Regions from separate parts of the Homo sapiens genome. Here region 2 is linked to region 1. A link is an interaction called in ENCODE POLR2A ChIA-PET data of the cell type or tissue named here. Cell type or tissue: MCF 10A. All regions are shown on one strand.

Region 1 (2,500 bases):
TTTACTTCGCTGATACCGTGAACAACTGTGGCTGTTCCTTCTTTTTCCCCCTCTTTCTGTCTTGAAAGCAGATGTATGCTAACCATCTTGAACTTAAGAACCATTTTGTCAAGTTAAAAAAAAAAGTGAAGGCCGGGTATGGTGGCTCATACCTGTAATCCTAGTGCTTTGGAAGGCCAAGGTGGAAGGATTGCTGGAGCCCAGGAGCTGCAGGCTGGAGTGAGTTATGACTGCACCATTGCACTCCAGCCTGGGTGACAGAGCAAGATCCTGTCTCTAAAAAAAAAAAAAAAAAGAAATTAAGTCAGTTAAGCCAGGCGGCTTTGTACAGCTCTGTGGAATGACAGAACTTATAAAATGTCCTTTCTCTAGAGCTGTGGGGAAAATGAGGCAAATACTGTATGGGCAACCTCCTGAATGTGTTTCATTTATTCATCTATAATAGCAGGGCTTGGATAAATCTTTCCTATATGCTATGTGTGGGGCTAAGAAATGACCTTATTGTCAAAGGTTGATGAATGCACAGATACAGGGTAAGAAGCCAATCTGGAATGATGGTTTCCATTTTCCACTTGAGAGTTTAAGCCTGGGCAGCAGATACCTGCTCTGTGAACTCTTTACATGAGCAACTTCCCAGCACAAATTGTTCTCATTTCCCAGGCTCACATGTCCACCAGTCCCTACTTTCTGAGGATGACTTTTTCTGTCTCAGATTCCCTTGTGTAGGGAACATTCTCTTCCAGTGAACCTGGCTACCCCACTGGAGCTTGTGGCTGTAGGAGACATGCTTGGAGCCAGTTGTTACTACAGGGGCCTGAGATAAGCCAAGGGTACCAGATGACTGTGAATTACAGGCACTGTTGAGTGTGTGCTTTGAGACCAGAAAGAGGAAAGCTTTTTACTCAAAGCAGAAGTAAAACAGGCTTTTGTGGGGGAAGTGGAAATTAGCTGGTAGGAGTTCTTTGTACCACACATATAAAAATAGGAGTGCTCCTGGAGAGGAGTGCAGCTGGCAGGGACCTGTGGTTGGTCAAAGTGATCAGCAACGTTGCTTGCAAGCCAAAACCATGAGTCACCTTCAGTGGAGCCTGGTGTCCTGAATCCAACACTTTCCTTCTTTGTCCCCATAACTGTGACCTCCCTTCAGAGGTTTTCTGAGGAAACTCAAGACCTGTACCCATTGAAATATGGAGGGACAGCCTGACCTCTTAAGCTTAGAATGTTGAGGCCTGAGCTTGCTCTGGGGCTAGAAAGCTCTGATCCTAGGCCGGATAATTTACTGAGTTATTTGTCTTTGTTTTCTTTGTACATTACTCAGCCTTCAGGGCAGGTAGCCAGGACTTTGAGCTTTCAGGGCCCAAAGAAGAAGCCTGCACATCACTTTCCGTCCTGACTTTTTCCTCCTTCACTCTGAGGGATTTGAGCATGCTGCGCTAGGAGAAGAAGTGGTAGAGTGTTTTTGAGAGACACAGTCCTTAAGATTATTCCCCAAGGGAAGGAAAGGATATGCACAGTTTTTAAAATAATGGGGCTCTGTGGCCCACCCTCCATAGAATCTCAGGAAGATGACAGGGTGTCCGGGAGCCATGACTGCATGTTGAGCCTAGAAAGGTCTTTCTGACTCTGGGTATGGAGGCTCTCAGCTCTGGCAAAGATTTCCAGGGGAACAACAGGGATGTCCAACTTCACTCTATAAGCTTGGCCAGCAGGCAACTTGGTGGAAACCTCGTAGATAAGGGGTTGGCCCATAGGTCAAATCTGGGCCGTCGTCTGTTTTTGTATAACCTATGAGCTTAGAATGGTGACATTTTAAAGTGTTTGGGAAAAAAAATCATATTTTATGACCCATGCAATTATATGAAATTCAAATTTCAGTGTCCATAAATAAAGTCTTCCTGGGATACAGTCAAGTTCATTCATTTTCCTACTGTCTACGGCTGCTTTTAAGCAACAATGGTAGAGTTGAGTGGTTGTGACAGAGAGCTGCTTGGATTGCAAAGCCTAAAATATTGACTATCTGTTCTCTACAGAAAAAGTTTGTGGATCTCTGATGTAAACCAATGACCAGACATACCGCATGAATGTTTGGCTTCACATAAACACTCCTGGCCATTAGCTCTGGGACTGGGCATGGGATTTGGAGGTGGGGAAGAGAAGGCAATCCTCTCAACCTCTGAAATTAAATTTCCCACTAGCTGAGCAGAAAGGAAGCTCAGTGTCATGCCTACCATAATTTAAAGTAAGTAAAGCCATATGAACTTTCTGGAACATTCAGGTTTGTGTTGCAAATTGATTCCTATCATGCTTTATCTCATAAGCCTCCCTGGCAAAGACTTTCTATTAGACAATCATGGCTTTTGTTTTACTGGTTCCATTATGGAAGTAACACCCTTAGGTCTCCTCAATCTCAGCGTGTCCAAATCCTACCATTAGAGCCCAACTTAAACATTCTCCCTCCTCTCTGCCCCTAGTAGTCTTGACCTGCTTTTTCGACTTGCAG
Region 2 (2,500 bases), 270 kb after region 1:
TTATTTACATTTCTAGAGTAAATTTGTGCTATACAGAGTTCTATCATGAACTAAGAATTGTCCATATCAGATATGAGCCCTAAAAAGAGCATAGGACAAGTATGGAAACTACATACACTTTGTTTAAATACTTTTAGTTCTCTTGATAAGGTACAAGATATTTATTTGCAGGACATATACTGTTTTTGTTAGTGCCCTTTTACTCTTTTATTTAGTCCATACACCCTAATCCATCTGTTATGACAGACTGGCATTTTTAGAAACAGAAACTAGCAGAAATTAGTATGATCTTTAATTTCAGTTTGATTTTAGAAGTATTTAAACCATAATAAGCTCTTTTTAATCACAAGTTATATGTCTATTGTTATAACTCAAATATCTAATAAGAATTTATGAAACAAATCTTAACTAATGACTTACGATTTGGCAAAGTTAGAAAAAAAAGGCTTTCAAATTAGCTAATGGTTTTAGAGCCATTTGAAACAACTGAAAGAAGTTTTCCCCTCACTACTACATTTACCAGCAAGAGATAAATCACTTCCATTTGTTTGGCAACTGTAAAAGCTTAAAAATCCATATTTTAAAAATGAGTTTACAGTAGTCCCCCTTTATGCCGGGAGAATAAATTCCAAGACCTTAAATGGATGCCTGAAACTGCGAATGTTATTGAACCCTATATATACTGTTTTTTCTCATATATTCATACCTATGATAAAGTTTAATTTATAAATTAGCCATAGTAAGACATTAACAGCAATAACTATAGTAAAATAGTAAAATAGAACGACCATAACAAATACCATCCTCATTACTCTTGTGCTTTGGAGTCATTATTAAATACAGAAGGGGTTACTTGAACACAAGCACTGTGATTCTGCAACAGCTGATCTGATAACTGAGAATGCTACTAAGTGACTAATGGGCAGGTAGTGAGTACATATAGTGTGGATATGCTGGGCAAAGGGATGATTCACATCCTGGGCGAGATGGTGTAGGATGGCATGAAATTTCATCACACTGCTCGCAACAGTGCAATTTAAAACTTATGAATTGTTTATGGAATATTCTGTTTAATAGTTTGGACTGCAGTTGAACACAGATAAATGAAACCGAGTATAGTGAACTCATGGATAAGGGGGAACTACTGTATATCTCAACTGTAAAACTAAAAACAAGGAGAAAAGGTGTTAAAATTTTTTTGAAAAAAAGAAGGAAAAATAACAAAGAATGTTATTGTAGCTTTAACTTATTTTTATGGTCCCAATTATTTTTATTTCAGAGCACAACATTTTGGCTGAAAATAATACCCAGTTAACAATATTTTTAGTGCCTACCACATATAAGATTCTATGCTAGATTTTATGGGCTAAAAAAGAAAAGTCTGTATGGCATAAGATTTTATTAAGCTACTAACTGACTGCTGACTTGTGAATATATTTTTATGAACAATGTATCAGATTCAGACATGCCTTCAGAAAGCTCCGTTAAGAGTGAAAATGTGTGTCTATATTGGACATGGCCTGCTAAATATAACACGTTCCTTTCACTTTAAAATAGTTGCTTACAATCTGAGGTGTTGTCAAAGAAACCTTGGTAAGATTCAGGAATTGTCTAGATTCTCAAATTTTCTATCACATGACCAGATTTTTGGATTATGTGGGTAAACTGGATGCCTTAGACATAAAACCTAGCTTTCCACTGCCCTAGACTGTCAATTTAACTGGCAATACTTATAATTAGCATGCTCATATATGTTCCATATGAACAGAGAAACAGAATACAATCAGTTCTCACTCAGGGTAGCAGGGAGCTTGGGACACAGATTAAGGGGTTTATGAATTAATAGTCTTTCCCCTACGAAGGCTAGTAGCATCATAGCTACAGATGAGCTGTAATTTACACTGATTGACATGCTTATTTTCTCCCTTCTCCCCCCGAGTACCCCTAAACACACATACACAGACACACATCACTCACTCACAAACCCACCAAGATTGAAGGTCTTGAACTAAACTTTAGGACTCTGCCATCTCCAGAGAAGGACTTTTTCACAGTTCTGATCCTCAGCCAGTAGAGGATCCAGAATTTCTATATGGAATGGACTTGGGGACAGCAATTTTATAAAAATTTTTGTTGAGGTTGCTATGTGCATGGTAAGCATGGTAATTTTACTTAGATTGTATTTTTATTTTTGGTGGCGTATAAGGTTGACGCTAGCATAGTTTATGGAGGGAAGTGCTAAAACTCTCCCAAGTCAGCCCTCTCTGGCTCCAGGTTCCATTGAGGGAGGTAGAGGTGGGAGTAATTTACAGTCAAGTAGGAACAATTGAGTTTACAAATTACCAAACTTTCCCAAGGATGGAGGAAGTGAGTACTGTGTTTGATATTTGGTCTGTAGAACTCGACTGCAGTTTACACATTTATAAAGTCAATTTTTCACTTGATTTTGAGTGTAAAAGTACTTTAAAAATACTTTTTAAAAATAAAATTTTGGGCCAGG

Evidence for each region. Peaks named below come from ENCODE experiments on the same cell type or tissue, not always from the same donor. Only the 100,000 strongest peaks of a DNase experiment are listed, where the experiment ranks them.
Region 2: POLR2A ChIA-PET joins it to region 1 with 6 read pairs; 1 of 35 experiments calls an interaction of 5 or more read pairs at or near these places.

What each region holds. Positions count from the first base shown.
Region 1 is chr9:112,010,988-112,013,487 of GRCh38, reverse strand. No RefSeq gene overlaps it. Among named protein-coding and RNA genes, the nearest start is that of LINC02977, 28 kb to the left of the region's middle. RefSeq lists enhancers at 528-767, 808-857, 1,098-1,237, 1,348-1,397. In MCF 10A, no CTCF peak of the experiment used is centred here; DNase peaks (open chromatin) are centred at 1,067 and 1,317.
Region 2 is chr9:111,741,925-111,744,424 of GRCh38, reverse strand. The region is part of intron 10 of SHOC1 (shortage in chiasmata 1); the gene reads left to right. Among named protein-coding and RNA genes, the nearest start is that of SHOC1, 52 kb to the left of the region's middle. In MCF 10A, no CTCF peak of the experiment used is centred here; a DNase peak (open chromatin) is centred at 954.